2 separate regions of the Mus musculus genome follow, and region 1 is linked to region 2. The links are chromatin loops, found by intact Hi-C in ENCODE. Cell type or tissue: heart. All regions are shown on one strand. Links, peaks and the distances in the headings refer to the core of each region. The heading gives the core; the rest is flanking DNA.

Region 1 (8,211 bases), core at 1,382-6,381, 260 kb after region 2:
ATACAGTTTACTATTGAACTGAGCATGGGGACCCCAGTGGAGGAGTTATGGGAAGGACTGAAGGGGTTTGCAACCCCATAGGAAGGACAACAATATCAACCAACCAGAACCCCCCTTCCCCCGCGCAGAGCTCCCAAGGACTAAACCACCAACCAAGGAGTACCCAACCATGGAGGGACCCATGGCTCCAGCTGCATATGTAGCAGAGGATGGCCTTATCTGGCATCAATGGGAGGGGAAACCCTTGGTCCTGTGGAGGATTGATGCCCTAGCAGAGGGGAATTCTAGGGCAGTGAGGCAGGAGTGGGTGGGTGAGCATTCTCATAGAAGCAGGGGGAGGGGAGTGGGACAGGGGATTTGCAGAGGGGAAACAGGGAAGGGGATAACATTTGAAATGTAAATACAATAACCAATAAAAATAAATTAAATAAATAAAAACAGCAGCTTACTTGTAATTCTAGTTCCAGTGAATCTAATGGGTCTTTCTGGCATCTGAGGGCACTCCAAAGCAATCTTTTAGAAAAGAAATGTATTTGACTAGAACGTAAGCAGACACCTTCCCCCAACAATACTGCATATAGCTTTTCCCACAGCATTTACCTGGGTGTTTAGAAGATGAAGTATCTAGAGATGACTTCAAGTATAAGAAAAGTGCAGACCCTATGGCACTGACAGCAGGCTGTGGAGTCCTGGCAACTAGGTATTCACAGGGATGACGGTTCCCTACCCACCACCACCCCCAGTTTCAAGCCTTTTAGCCTGTCTTAGTAAACACACGATACAAACATTCCTCCCAAGAATATTGGGGTCACTTCTTTTTCAGTTAAACTACTCCAACAGTCCTCAATACATCCAGTACTGCACTATAACTCTGATCTAGGGTTCCCATACTATCAGGTTTTTGTTCTGCTTTCTAAATCCTTAGAGTTTAATAATAATGCTTTTAATCAGGAAGAGGTCAACAACTTTCTACAGAGGACTAGGCAGATGGCAGGCATGGTTTCTAGAGTGAACACTCACCTCTGCTGCTGGAGCACAAACACAGAACGCAGGCAAAACATTGCAAATGGGAGCTATTCCACAAAGCTTTATTTACAACATCAAAATTTTATTTCATAAAATTCCTATGCTACAAGTCACATCATTGGCATGGTAGGTAGCACTTACCTGTAATTCCAGTACCGAAGAATTTGAAACCTGATTAGACTACACAGACATACCCTGTCAAAAACATACATACATATATACATACATACACACATGCATACATACAAGCACTCTTGATTTTAACTTGCCACTTGGCTATCAGATTTGGTTCGTGGCTACAGTGTGTGCATTGATGCTGTGTGGGGGCAGGAAGAGCTGAAATGAGGGTCAACACTAAGGACGATACTTAGTGGGACTACTCATTTACCAACACTGCAATCATTACACACGGAAAGCATCTCAACAGGCCCCGCTGGAATAAAGGAGGAGTTCACAGCTCATCACTAAGGAAGTCAGTCTCCTCCAGCAGCTCAAAGTCTTCCTTGCAACAGGACACATACTCACAGACTTCACAAAGGACATGGCTCACTCGAGGTGGGTGACTTGACTGGTGCTCCTTGTATTGATCACTTGTGATCCCTCCTTCCCCAGAAATCTTACTACCCACCCCTTCTTCCTTATCCTTCGCAATAGTGCTTTAATATCTGGGACGATGAACTAAAAGTTCTTTCACCTTTCAAGTAATCAAATCACCATTTAATAAATGACTCGTCAGCAATAGGACCAGTTTAGCATGACTCCCATGGTCTTTCCTGTTAACCCAGCTGAGAAAACCTATCCCTACAGCAGGACAAGCAGGTCTCTAAAGGCTACAAGAAAGGGCCTTGAGGCTGGAGAGATGGCCCCAGAGTTGAGTGCGACGGCTCTTGCAGAGGCATTGACTCAGGATCCCAGCACCCACATTAGGTGCTCATGGCCACCTGCAACTCCAGTTCTGAGGCGTCCACAGGAATCTAAGGGTACATGGTGCACATAAACTCTCCCAGGCACACATACACGCAGAAACACATGCTGAAAAAAAAGAAAACCTCTTCTTCCTGCTTTTGCTTGACCCAGTCAGAGGGAGAAGTGGAGAGAAAGAAAAATTTCCAGAGTCAATGTCAGTATTTAATACAAAATCAGACAAAATGTAGCTGAGAATATATACCAGTTTGTGTGGATTTGAAAATAATACAGGGGGAAAAATCAGTCTCAATGTCCAAGCAAGTAAAAGGAAAACAAGGAGATGACCATGGCGACTGAGAAAATAAAGCTTTAAGTAAGTATCAGCAAACACTAGCACCAGTGTAAGCCATCCCAGCAGTAACAAGAACCAGTATCTTTACACACAACGTAGGCAGGCAGGCTGCAGTAGTTTCCTTTCAAGAATTATGACTCACTCTATAACTTACAGACAGGTTATATCAGCAGAAAGCCAAATCAAATGGTTTGACAGAGACTCAGAGTGAGTGAAGATGGCGAAATACTTAGTAGAGCCAAAAGCATTTTAAAAGCTTGCAGTGTTAAGTTCTTTAAAAAAAAAATGTTAAGCACTTGATTAGGAAAAAATTTAAACAGCCTGATTTAAAAACAAAACAAAGAGGAAGGCATTAGTATGTCCTGCTATTCTCTAACTTCCCAATGGTAGTTTCCCTATTCAGTAGCAACTATGCAATCAGGTGACAAGCAATTATTTTTCTAGGGCATGAACCTGCCTGTGTCACCATGGCTTATGTGAGAAAATGAAGAGTAAGTCAGTCCAGAGAGCCTGCTGGCTTCTGTCCCTCACAATGACCATTTCCTGTCCCTTTGCTTCAAGACAGAGCTCACTGGGGAATGAAACCGCAAGCCTGGGTAGCAAATTCTCATGGTCCCAAGCGCATCGCTGTCGTTCCTCCTATGTCCGAGTTAGGAAACATGATCAATCTACTTGATTATAGTGGTGATGGACATAATATGATCACAATCATTAAGGAAAGTTGAAAAAACAAAACAACAGGCAATGCCAATGAGATGGGTCCAGGAAAGCATTAGAGGGGTTTAATTCCAAAAGCTCCCACTGTTAGCCTCCAGACAGTATGACATCATCATCTCCAGAGCACATCTTGACTTTAGAAGCAGGAATTACTTTCCAATATATACTGGTCACTCACCAAGACAAGCCAGGTACTTTTTACTATGGAACAAAACATTTCACCTCACAGTACTGAATACAAATGTTTACCATGAGCTCAAAAGCAGGGCGAATATACATTCACAATGGTGAGGGAAGGCAAGGAGCAAATCTTCAGATTTTCCCATTGATTTGTAAGTTATAGCTCTCACAAGTTCACTTGTATTTTCTACTGACACATTTTGGAATCAGGAGCTCATTATATGGCTCAGAGTGGCTTCAGATTCACCTATGCCTTAACTCTTGAGGACTGAAATTACACATCTGTGCTACCAGGCTGCCTTTTCTAACTTTCCATTAGTCTCACCAGTAATTAGACTTTTAAAAAGGATGTATATATTATATATACAACATTCTGCCTGCATGCCAGAAGAGGACAGCAGTCTCATTGTAGGGGGTTGGGAGCCACTATGTGGGTGCTGGGAATTGAACTTCAGGGCCTCTCAAAGAGCAGCCAGCACTCTTAACTTCTGAGGCATCTCTCCAGCCCAGTATTCTAAATTTAGTTATTTTATGTTTATGAATGTTTTGCCTGTTGGATTCTTTGAAACTTACAGATGGTTGTGAGCCACCATGTGGGTTCTGGGAATTGAACTTGGATCTTCTACAAGAGAAGCAAGTACTTTTAACCACTGAGCCATCTTGCTAGCCTCCAGTAACTAGATTTTTAACTAAATTCTATGACCTATTACAAGGTTTCCAGTTATAATATGAAACTGGTCCCAGTACTTTATCATCCTTGAGCTGAGTTGATTCTCTTAGTCTATCACGTGTGTTCTGGGGGTCATGTGTGTTCAGGGCTGTCAAAGTAGACACCTTTAGAAACAACTTCCTGGCTTGAATATAGGCTATACACAGATATGCCGAAAATGTTCCAAGAAGAAACACCTGAATTTGCTGCTCAGCAAGCACTTTGCTGAGTGGACCAGAGTGAGTGACGCAGGGGGGGACAGCTGCTGGCCAGAGAGTGACGCAGGGGACAGCTGAAGTTGCCTCCACCATCTCAGATCTTGGTTTTTTTTTAGCTCATGAGCTATGTAGCAAGGCCCACTATGGTTGTGTCTACATCAACTTGCAGGCTTTTTTTTTTCCTTGTCATTATTCCCTAAATGATACAACCATTTCTTTATAGTTTATTAAGTATAAGCTACCCAGAGATGATTAAAATATGTGGGAGAACGTGTAGGTTATATAGAAACATTATGCCACTTGAACTATAGAACTTCAACACTTGCAGAATCTGGTACCCACACAGCCTTCTTGGGACAAAGCCCTCACTTCACCTACAAACTTACAAAGTTAAAAGAACCACGTTTTACTTAAAACTCAATGGGCAAACACTACCTTTCAATCCTTTCCACATTTTCAAAAAATGTATTTAATTTCATGGTGGTAATGTAGAAATTCATTTTAAATTCCAGTATCAATAAGAACATGACATGTAAAGAATTTTCTGATAAAACTTCCATCTTAAAAGCCAAGGGACACATCTTGGACACCTTACATTATAAAATTCAGTTCTGAGCAGAGACTGGTTACTGTGTGTAACAAATACTGCTCAGATCAAAAGTGCTGGTGACAAAGAATTTGGTGTGTCCTCCCACAAAATGTCTGCATACATACCCATCTATCTGTAATTGTAATAAGATCTTAAATGTTTAAGGTGCTTGAAGGTTGCATTAACTCAGATTCATTCGCCTGCTACTTTTGTAGCAACTGATCAGACAAAACTGCAGTTACTTTCTACTATGTGGCATCTGTGGAGCTGGAGCGCCCTCTACTGGTAAGGATGAGGACACACTCATCAACTGCCCTCCAAGTATTTTTTCATTGATTCGAAGTTCACATCCATCCTGAAGCATCCGAATAGCTATTCTAGCAATGTTCTTAGAGTCATCGAGACCGCTGTGAGGCCGTCCATCATAATCCATTCCTAATTTTTCAAGCATTATTGTTAGTTTGGTCTGGCTTCTGGGAACCTAGAAAACAAAGAACCAAGTAAGTAATTAAGAACTCGGCACAACACAAAAACTTAAAGATAGCAATTATGAATATGTTCAAGGACCTAACAAGGATATGAATAAATGCCTGAACAAAGACGAGGAAAACACCAACAGTTGAGTGTATTTAATTTAAACCACTATTAAATTAAACTGCCAGGTGTGGTGAAATATGTCTTTAATCCTAGCACTCTGGAGGCAGAGGCAGGCAGATCTGTCTCTGTGAGTTTGAGGTCAGCCTGGTCCACATAGCGAGTTCCTGTGATCCTGACTCTAAAAGATCAAAGGGGGGAAATTTTTTTAAAAGAAAAGTTCAGTAAGTCAAAATTAAAATGAAATGGCAGAGAAGCTTTCAGATCACAAAGACACAGTAGGAAAAAAATAAAAAATCAAAGAAAACATTAAATTTTAGAAAAAGGAAAAACAAAAACTCCAGACTCAAAAAAATTCCAGGGAATCTGGGATGGGAGACTTTGAAAAGACCAACCTACAAATAATAGGTACAAAGAAAGGAGAAGAATCCTAGGTCAAAGGCACGGAAAATATTATTAACAAAATCATAAAAGAAAATTTCCTAATTCTAAAGAGATGCAGCAAAGTTCATTCAGAACACCAAATACCGAGGCCCAGAAGCACCTCAATAATCACAGCACTTAAATAAAACAAAGGATATGGAAAGCTGCAGGGGAACAAGGCCCACTCATATATAAAGGCTGACCACTAGCAGAACATCTGACTTCTTAATGGAGACTCTGAAAGCCAGAGGGCTTGGACTGAGGTACAAGCATTGAAAGACCACAGGCACCAGCCCAGACTACCACATCCAGCTAATTGTAATCTCCTGTGAGTATAGTCAGAGGAGAAAGGAACACATTTTACAGACACTAACTAGCACATAGGTGTGGGTGCTGTGCCCTTTGGGCTAGAGAGCGGGATGTTGAGCTTCCAGTCCTGACTGAGGTATTGACCAATGGGGAACGGGTTAAAAATAGGTGGTACTGAGAAGGTGTGCCCACAATGTGGAAAAAGGAGACATTTCCATGCCATAAAACAGGGAGGCAAGCTAAGACTGAGTCAATTCTCAGTGGTCTGGGCAGACAAGTCAGGCTGCTGGCTTCTCTTACAAGAACAAAGGCGTCACCTAGGGAAGAGAAATACTTCACGGCTTTTCTCCTTGCTCAGCTGTCATCAGAGAAGCCTCTTACAGCAGAGGGGACTAACAGAGAGTCACACCTGTCTAGACACATCTGCAGAGTAAGACCTTGAAGCATTCAGTCCTAATGGCACGTTTTCACCCCTTCCCCCCTCCGCCTGAGGGTTTCAGGGATCTATGCAGAAGAGAGGAAGAGTCAGAAGAGACAGATGATTCTAAGGACTGTGAACTCAAAGGCTGTAGTGGCATGCACAGGGCCTGTGAAAGGTTCAAGTGAGATGGGGTCCCAGTGTTGAATATAAAGTGGACACAGGTTCCCACCCCTAACCAAAAAACTATCTGTAACTGATACTCACTGGCAACAAAAAAATTAAATGTTCTCTAATGGCATCTCACTGAGTATATTAACCACGCCTCAGGAATAATTGGCCAACACAAGAGTTCAATAGTATTTTTGTACCTTTTGTCTCATTTTGCTTTGGGGTATTTTTATGGTCTTATCGGTCATTTGCTTGTATGTATACTTTGGTTTCCATTTTTGTGAGTTTGTGTGTGGAGGTGTGTGTGCGTATGCACATGTATTTTAAAAAGTAAGGACACAGAGTTGGGTGGGTGGGGAAGATCAGGCAGGAGTTGAAAAAGAGGAAAATGTGACCAGAATATATTTATGAAAAACTTTTAAAATAAAAAAATGGAAATTGATTTAAAATTGATTAGACTGTATTAGTAGTGCTCAACTTTCCACAGACTTGGGGGACTTAAGTGGAAACTTGGGGTTTCTTTGGAAAGTCGGTAATGTCAAATGATTCTTTGCTGGAAGTTTTGCTATAGCAGACATGCCCCAGGCAGTGAGAGCCGGAGCACTGCTTTGTCTGGCGCTGCCTTGCTAGCCTCACTGACACATGCAGGTTTGTCGTACACTGCATCGCTGAGTTTTACTTGTGGTGACTTTATAGAGAGAAACTCGCTGAAGAACATCTTGGAGGCTCCTGCGGCTTCTTGCCACTTCTGAGCACTCGGGATGGCTGGTGAGCCTTGTGGTTTCTTCTGGATGGAACTGCCCTTGCTGGCTCATATGTGGTGTCTGCCAAGTGAACTGGACTGCAGCTGCTGATTCGTGTTTGGTGTTTGCTGGTGGACTGGACTGAAAACAACAAAGACTGGAATCGCCCCAAAGAGCCATTTCTAAAGGTCCACTTCCACCCGTATCCTAATAACCTTTCTTTCCAACTACCTCTAGTGGATGGTGGGCTGGAGGAGAGGCTAAACTCTAACTAAAGTAGGCTGTGAAAAATCTATGCCTATAGGATATGCTACTTCAAAACCTAGTGACCTGTTTCATACTTAAATTTATATACCTGGGTATATGTGTATGTTTAAATATGAGGAAATTCTATCTGTCTGCTCTATTTCTTTCTAGAAAATACCAATTTATCCAACTTTCCCAAACAAACTAATTGTACAGAAGAAATAAAACACAGTACATCAATCAGGAGAGCTATCTCATCTTTTAATGCAAAAACCCAGCATTTTAGTGGAGATAGAGGCCAATAAAAGACATATTTATAAAATTTTATAGAAGTTAGACTACATTTGAGCATATGCAAGAGAAGAAACTGGGAGAGTTTCCTCTAGTCATATAAAGGATTGTGCCTGTGTTTCTATTCATATTATTTCAGCCTACTTTTAGAAATATCAAACCCTATTTTAGTTTAAGCCAGTTGATTAACAATTTATAATGTCTACCTTGTAAGTTTTTAACTTTATGATGAGGAAACAAAGAGATTAATACATTTTGACTGTCCATTTCTAACAAGCACTTGAGAAAAGCTGGGTTAGAAGTAACGAGGCAGGAGGTG
Region 2 (8,211 bases), core at 1,588-6,587:
GGACGGAGTGGACTCTAACAGTTCTGCAGGGCCTTGGAAGGCATGTAGATAGCATGAGCCAGGAAGTAGCCAGGGATTTGGTAGTAAATCAGCTTGAGGAATAGTATATACAAATTAGTCATTTGAATCCACAGTCTATCAGTGTATTAAAGGCTCTGGCAGGTCGTGCAGCTAGAGAAACCAGTTTAATTCATCAATGTCTCCGCCAGCAGCCACGCAAGGAAGCCAGAACTCTATAGGCCACTCCCTCACTTCCTCCGCATGCGTGTTCAGCAGCAGCAGCAAAACTGACCATGGCATCCGCTCTGGCTGATCAATTGCTAATGCCCTCTCTTCCTCACGTCCCCGTGTTTCTGCCTGAAGTTTAACCTGCAGCGAACAACACGGAGGCACTCCAAGCGGACGTTTTCTTCTAGGTAAACCCTCTGCAGATGTCTGTGCAAGCTGCAATCTGGCTGCCCAAACCACTTCGGTCTTAGAGAGTGGTTTTGCAGGAGTCTCCTGTCTCAGGGCCTCCCCCTATCAGTTATGACTTAGGTAACACCCAGCTCACCTCGTTCCAAGAGCGCGGCAAAACGGACTCCGCAGAGTTGAGGCTTTTTGTTAATGGGGTCAGGTGCCCTGAAGATGTGGGATGACGCCTCCTGGTTGCAGCCAGGATGCACCTACTGCTGGCTTTAGGGTACTTCCCTCATCTCTTCTCAAGTTTAACCTACAGTCATTTGCTCACCCTTAGGGTGGTGGCTGAACAGGCTGTTTTGGATCGGAAGACTTAAAGCTCACGTTATTTTTCTTTTCAATTCTGTTTTAATTACCTGATGATAGATCACGCTGAAAGGATTAAGTCCAAATCACTTAGCATCTCTTCCCGAGAGCCCCTCCCACCACTGACCAGCCAGAGGCACTGGGGCTGAAACACTGGGGAAACCCTGCTGTCTCCTCAATGGGCCACTTGTGCTGTTTGCTTGCTGTTACTATAACACGCATGTGAGATGATTATCTTATGAAGAAGAAAGGTTTATTTTGGACTCCGGTTTAGGGATATAGCCTGTGGTCAGTTAGACCCATTACTTTTAGGTCTTTGGTGGGAGTCCCATATAGCAATGTCAGGGCGCACAGAGCAGAGAAAACAGCTCATTAAATGGCCAGGTAGGGAAACACAAAAGAGCAAGGTTAGGGTCCCACCCTCCCCTTCAAGGACTTGTTTCTGGTACCTCAAAGACTTCCCTCTGCCTCTTTCAGTGTCCACTCTACCTCAAAGCACCAAGCTGGAAACCAAGTCTTTAAATACACGGGCCTTTGGAGAATATTCCAGATCCACAGTAGTCCCATGCTTCCTCCAGGTTTTGCTCTTCTATAGTCTGTCGCTGGCTGTCCTCTTTCCTTTTCTCCCCTCATGGAGGGACAGCCTGTTTAAGGGACAGTCATCCTATGTCACAGCTTGCCTCTCCTCCCGTGGGCCTGCTGTACTTCCTGCCTCCTGGCCTCTGACAGCGCCCAGGGAAGAGGATTGATGGTCCCGTCACTGGGTGCATGATGCTTTTACTACTGGGTTTCTGGGTTCCATGTGGAGACAGGAAAGACTACCCACAGTCATCTCTAGCTATCAATCAAGAGCAGTGGGAGGGCAGAGACAGAGCTGGCACGGTCCACCCTGTGTAGGCAAGACAGGCCTGGGCCCAGTGGGTACTTTGCACAATCTTAAGGAGAAAAAAAATTTTTTTTTAAAAAAATGCTCTTCAAAACCAACATGGACTAAAAGATGATAAACTGGTCCAAAAGCCACCCTACTTGCGAGAGGGATGAGGAGGCCAAAGCTGGCGGAGCAGAACCGTAGGATGCTCTTCTTGTCTCAGGCAGTGCAGAGGAGCAGGCTGCAGACTCCCTAAACTGTGGTCTCTGGGGATAGGGAGAAGCTTACAGCTACTTTCTCTGAAAGGTCTCTGGGGATAGGGAGTAGCTTACAGCTACTTTCTCTGAAACAAGAACAGGTAGTTGGTGACTACTTTAGCACCTATGTACTTAATTTTTATCATTTAGTGAGAATCTTTCCCTTCCTTCCTCCCTACCTCCCTTCCTTCCTCCCTCCCTCCCTTCCTTCCTCCCTTCCTTCCTTCCTCCCTATCTTTCCTTCTTTCTTTCCTTTCCTTTCCTTTCCTTTCTTCCTTCCTTCCTTTCTTCCTTTCTCTCTCTCTCTCTCTCTCTCTCTCTCTCTCTCTCTCTCTCTCTCTTTCCTTCTTTCTTTCAATCAGAGCTTAGTGCACCTTTGCTAATTTTTCTCAGAAAATCCTGAAGTCAAAGGAACGGCAACCCAGTTTCCAGACCTTTGTCTCAGCCTTGCAATCACCTCTAGGCATTCTGGGTAAGCAGACAAACAAGCACGAGGCTGGGCGAGCAGGAACCACCCCACCGATTTCCTTTTTCAGACTTTCTTCATCAGGGAATTAGGACAACAGCGACTTAACAACAAGGGTTTGGTCTCCATAAAATTATTAATGTCACTTGAAAATACAGTAAGTTGAAAATTCACTGCGTACAGTTAAAGCAATCAGGTCACGGTAGAGCTTTCTTTCTTCCTGTCAGGGCAACAAGGCTGATGGGAGCTGAAGCTTCCTGCCCCACCCAACACGTAGAGGAGAGCCATTAAAAAGTCAAGATATGGTGTCTCCTGAATGGACATTTCATTCTTGCTACAGGAATAATAGTGATAATAATAATAATAATGTCAAATCATTAAAATTCAGAAGCCTGAGTAGTCATCAATTTATATTAATAAAGGTTGAAAACTCAGCCCCACACGAAGATAATCATAGACCATGGAAACTAAATGGGACAACAGGGTTCAGTTAGTCCCCCTCGCCCACATTTCACAAGGTGGATACAGACAGGAAGATATGCTGAGCTCAAACAGCAAAAGACTTGGTGGAATCCTGCAGCTATTTCCTCTAGAGGACAGAGACACAGTTTAAGGTCCTTTTTAAATAGCCACCATTTTCCAGTTTGGCTCTTTAGCAGCAGGACAGCAAGCAGAAGGACGGGCACAGAAGTGAGGCGAGCACTTTGAAGCGACAGGCACAAAGGGAGAGGGGCGTGAGGAGGCCACCTGAGCTTAGTTAGATAAATTCCTCTCTAAGCAAATCCTCACAGACAGGAAAGGGCATAAAATATTTATGTATGAATGGATATATTGAGTTGCTCATGCCTTTTTAAAAATGTCGTAATGTATGGATGCAGTTATATATCTTAATTGCTAATTCAATAAACATTATTAGCATCTACTAGACTAAACCCGTAGGGATTAGAGTAAAAGTGAGGATATAAATATTCATAACGAGAAGGGCAAACATTCACTGACGGTTATGCTTGATAGGCTGGACAAGCCTTGGCTTATTTACCCAGAACACTAAGTATGGTTCTTTCCCCACTTTATAGGTGAGGAAATGGAGACTTAGGGAGTGACGGAACCTGCCCGTGGTGGCAGAGCTGGAAGGTCTCAGGGCAGGTGGGTGGCAGAGCTGGAGGACGGTAGAGCTGAGGGTCTGACTCGGACTAGTGGGGTCCCTAACCATTAGGCTCAAGAAGCTTACATGAGAACTCTTCCCCACGAATTTGGACTAGACTAGGTGGAACTCATCCGAGCAAACATCACTCCCGCCAGGTCAAGACTCACAATGAAGGGAAGAAAAAAAATGAGGTAGGGGTCTTCAAATGGAAGAATGGAAAGGAAGGCTTCGGGGAGGAGGAACTCACAGGCAGGGGTGAGCAACGCAGGTGAGAGGAACGTGGGAAAGTGCACCTTAGAAACGGTGGGGCGGGGCTTAGCAGCCGCAAGCAACACATGCTAAGAAATGATGCGAGGGTTGGACTGCTCACATCCCAAGGGAATCAGCGCGTCTTGAGTTCAGTGTAAGAGGAACATGTCTTGATGCAACGAGGATGGAGCAAGATCTGGAGATGACAAGGTCACTAGTGGCCACTGGAGCGCCTCTTCATGGAAGCAGGCAGCGCGGCTGTCTGTCTGTCTAGCCTTCGAGTTGTGAGCTGCCAAGAGCTGCGGAAGCTGCAGAAAATAATTCATCTTTCCTTCCCATTCCCTTGGGTTTTAGCGACTCTGGAGTCTGGAGATCAGCAATAGACTACAACCAGGAGGTCTGTAAGGAAGGGGAGGCGTGACCAAGGAGAGGCTGGCTCCTAAAGGAAGCGTTTCTGTCCAACGTTTCTGTGTAGTGAGTCTGCCTTCAGAGAGCTGAGTGCTTGTTTAGCTAAGTCATAGTTTTCACACTAAGGACCATGAACCAGGCTAAACCACAGACACCAGCCAGCTGCATGACCCCGGTGCCTCTGGCAATGGCTGTTCATCTTTTCTAGTTTGCAGCGTGGGTTTTGTCTCATTCCCACTTCCTGCCCCTAATTCCTCTCTAACCTCCTGCTGTTTCCTCTGTTCCTGAGGGTTACCCATGTCATTCCTCACACGTTGGAAGCGCAGCGCCCCCTTGTGATTATGACCACTTACCTTGGACACTCTCAGAAAGCTGAACAAAGCAAAGAACTGTGGCTCCACCTCAAAAACTCGCAGCCTTGTCCTACCAGCTCCCCAAAACCATTAGCGCCACTGAATCGATTTTATTTACTAAAGTTTAAGATCCACTGTCCTGGGAACGGAGATCCTGGGAGCATAGCAGCTCAGAAGAAGGCCCAGTGACAGCCGTGGACACGCCTCCACTCTTCCCGTTTTACATCTCAGATGTGTTTCCCTTACCAGGGATCAGTTTCTGAGGATGGAAATGGCGTCTCCAGCTCCCAGAGCCCAGGGGACATTTATTAGATACTGTGAAGATGACTTATTGTTAAAGGGTCCCCTTCCCTTCTTTCTTTCTTTTTCTTCTTCCTTCTCTACTGCACCCCTCCCCCCCAGCCCTGGTTGGCATTGAGCATAAAACATAGGTTTTAGAAAGCGGTTAATGTTTAAAGGGGAACTCATCAGGTTAGGCAGGGCATGGGCAGGTTGCTCAACTGACAAACAAATCCACCTGCTTTGTTGCTCCCTAAGCTAACAGGAAGCAGCCAGGAGATGGTCACTCACCCAGCAGTGGCTCACACCACCTGGCAAGCCACCGACAGGGCGACAGCACAGCGTGCTGCAATAGCAAGAGGCTATAAATAGACTTTTCTAAGAAGCTGCGGGCTGGTGCTGGACAGGCCTGATGCGGAGGCCTGGTGTGTTGCCCTTCAAACAGATAGGGAACAGTTCTAGAAGGACACTATAGAATGTAAGCCTCCTCCCAGTCCCTCTTCTTTCCTATTTTGTTACCTATGCCTGAGAGTCTCCATTGGGCTCCTAATTGCTGGTTCCTAGCTTAACAATACTGGAGACAAGGGCAGAAATCCCTTGGTAGGTCTTCATGAGGGGAGCCTCGTTCTTATTGCCCCATACTTGTCTAGCTTCTTACTCCTTATGCATGACCCTCTCTGTTGGTCGACTGATGTCCTTCTCGCCTTTTCCACAAGACTAATTCCCCTACTCCTCCATTTGTTCATGTTTTCCCTGTTTGGACTCTTTGAATGCATTCCCCTTTGTTTATAATTGTGGTCTGCATTTTAAGCACATACACCGGTTCTTTACAGACCAAATACATGCATGTCTACCAGTCTGTGTGAAATATAAGAAAAGCTTACTTTTCATGGATAACCTGTGATAAACAAACATGAGCAGGAGTTTTATATTCTTCCCTGCCCACCACCAGGTCATTTTGCAGATTCTGTAGCGGATATCACTGAGCACAGTACCAGATCACTGCTGGGCTCTTGAGGTTGGTTCCAAGTCATGCATTTATCCACTCATTCATCATTTTAAGTGACTACTGTGCTCAAGCCCTGGGCTAGGCTTGGGAGCTAATAGGAAGGAGGCCCAACCTCTATTGCTCGGGAGCTCAGACTGTGGGAAGAGAGGTACACATAAAATAACTCCTTAAAGGGAGAAGAGAGAAATAACTGCCCATGAGAGTCAGGAGAAGCCTCACAGAGGATTATTTGTACTGTGGTGAAAGAAGAGTGGGGGTTTGCTCTGTTATGAAATGGAGAGAGGCCCTTCTAGCACAGGGAATGCAAGGGCACAAAGGTGAAGGAGGAGACAAAGGAGGAGGAGGAGGGGAGAAGGGAGGAGGGAGAAGGAGGAGGAGGAGGGAGAAGGGAGAAGGGAGAAGGAGGAGGGAGAAGGAGAAGGGAGGAGGGAGGAGGAGGAGGGAGGAGGGAGAAGAAGGGAGGAGGGAGAAGGAGAAGGGAGGAGGGAGAAAAAGAGGGAGGAGGGAGAAGGAGAAGGGAGGAGGGACCATGTATTGAGAAGCTATAAGCAGGTTACTAGACAGGCGGGACATGCAATACAGTGACACAGACAAGCACTGGAATGAATAGCTAAGGCCAGATCATGCAGACCCTTATCTACAGTGTCATTAAATCCAGCTTTCATTCCGAAGTTAGTGTGCGTCACGGATTTGTCAAACTCTGCTCTTTCCCAAGTGGCTTTTAACCCGTATCTCCAGAGTTCCCGGGAAGGAAGGCCCTGCCATTGACTTTCTCTCTTTGTACTTTTGTTAAGAAAGTGATGTCTGTGCAGCATTCCCACAGAAAACACTTATCTCTGAGGCTCATTAACCCACCACATTCCTTTCCTGAGACACTTCACCACAGAAATGGTCTTCCGGGACTTCTGCTCCTAGAATCTACCATTATCCTGTGTGTAATGGTTGCTAGGCATGGACCCCGCAGGCTTTTCATGTCTAAGGTACTCTTTCTCGGGAGGAAAAATATCACAGATGATTCATTCCCTCGTGGTTGGTACCTTTCTGTTGTTTTGCCAGGGAGGACCACTAACTCCCTCAAGCCTTCTAGGCTTCTTGCTTTGTGTCCAGGGTCAGGCGTTTCCAGGATCCTTCCTCCATGTTGGAGGCGTGGTTTGTGTTGAGGCACCAGCCCTCTCCTCTGCTGTGCTCTGCCATGTGCTGAGACCACTGGGCTGAGCTCTGGGACTTATCCTTACGTGCAAAGATGAAATAAAGTGAAGAACACCATGATCCAGAGAGAACGTGTATTGAAATAGAAATGACAGTGCTTGTGCTCTGGGCTGGGAATGACTGTTACAGATGATGAAATGAGGAGACAAAGGGGCCTCTGGAAGTACGTGACTTCCAGGACAGCTGACACTCTGTGCAAGAGGAGGCTGTACTAGAACAGGAACCGGAACTGAACAGGAAGTGAACGTGCTAGGCTCAGCCCTCATGTTGAAAGGCACACATCCTCTCTGCAAAAAAAAAACAAAAAAAAAAAACAAAAAAAAAAAAAAAAAAAAAAAAAAAACCAAAGACAGGAGCTCATTTGCCATCTCAGAACCTTGTGCCACATAGCTGCATTACTGCACTGTATCTCAGTTCTTGGCAGCCATGGAAAGAGGTATCCAGTAGCCACCACCTCCTGTGTGTGTGTGTGTGTGTGTGTGTGTGTGTGTGTGTGTGTGTGTGAGTGATGCCGGGATGCTTTTATTATTCTAGTACAGATTAGAGTTACTGACCGACTGGTTCTCTTTGGAAATGCTTAGAAAGAGAATGCAATAGGCATTCCTTGTTATTTTCCATATTCTGAGTCTCTTCTGGTATCTTAAAACTAGGAACGAGGCTAGGAAGGGAGAGACATACATAGTGAAGCAAGGACCTGACTCGTCATCGGAGACAGAGAGAGCCGTTCCCTATGTGACCATGAGTGTTGGCTTTGGTGTGAGTGTGTTAGAGTTCTCTGGTGGAACAGAACTTTCAGTGTTAATTTATGTAACAGAGGGAAGTTACTAGGTTGCCTTATTAAGACCTGGGCTGGGTAGTTCAACAATGGCTGTCTGAGAAAGCTGGATTGGGTAAAAACTTCTGCTTAGTCCAGGAAGCTGGAAGTCTCATCAAGGTGACCTGAAGACAATTGTGTAGATATATTCTCTTGGTTGCTAATCGATGTAGGAAGGTCCCATTGTATGGTACCAAATATATGGGAGTAAGCCTGGCTATCTAAGAAAGGTAACTGAACCGGGTGATGGCGGTGAATACCTTTTATCCCAGCACTTGGGAGGCAGAGGCAGGCAGAGTCTACAGAGAAGGTTCCAAGACAGCCAGGGCTACACAGAGAAACCCTGTCTTGAAAAACAACACAACAACAACAACAACAACAACAACA

Evidence for each region. Hi-C counts contacts between places; a loop is a spot of excess contacts. Peaks named below come from ENCODE experiments on the same cell type or tissue, not always from the same donor. Only the 100,000 strongest peaks of a DNase experiment are listed, where the experiment ranks them.
Region 1: it touches region 2 in a loop (3-fold over the local background); 12 of 42 quality-filtered maps call a loop at or near these places.

What each region holds. Positions count from the first base shown.
Region 1 is chr8:35,464,193-35,472,403 of GRCm38, forward strand. It overlaps Eri1 (exoribonuclease 1), which reads right to left. Exons shown (of 7, transcript NM_026067.3): 7 at 1,073-5,178. The coding sequence ends at 4,936. Among named protein-coding and RNA genes, the nearest start is that of Gm51568, 27 kb to the right of the region's middle. In heart, for the core only: no CTCF peak of the experiment used is centred there; no DNase peak of the experiment used is centred there.
Region 2 is chr8:35,201,354-35,209,564 of GRCm38, forward strand. No RefSeq gene overlaps it. Among named protein-coding and RNA genes, the nearest start is that of Gm34474, 13 kb to the right of the region's middle. In heart, for the core only: a CTCF peak has its summit at 4,490 (motif pointing left); DNase peaks (open chromatin) are centred at 4,468 and 5,148; H3K4me3 peaks cover 1,204 bases; H3K27ac peaks cover 2,765 bases.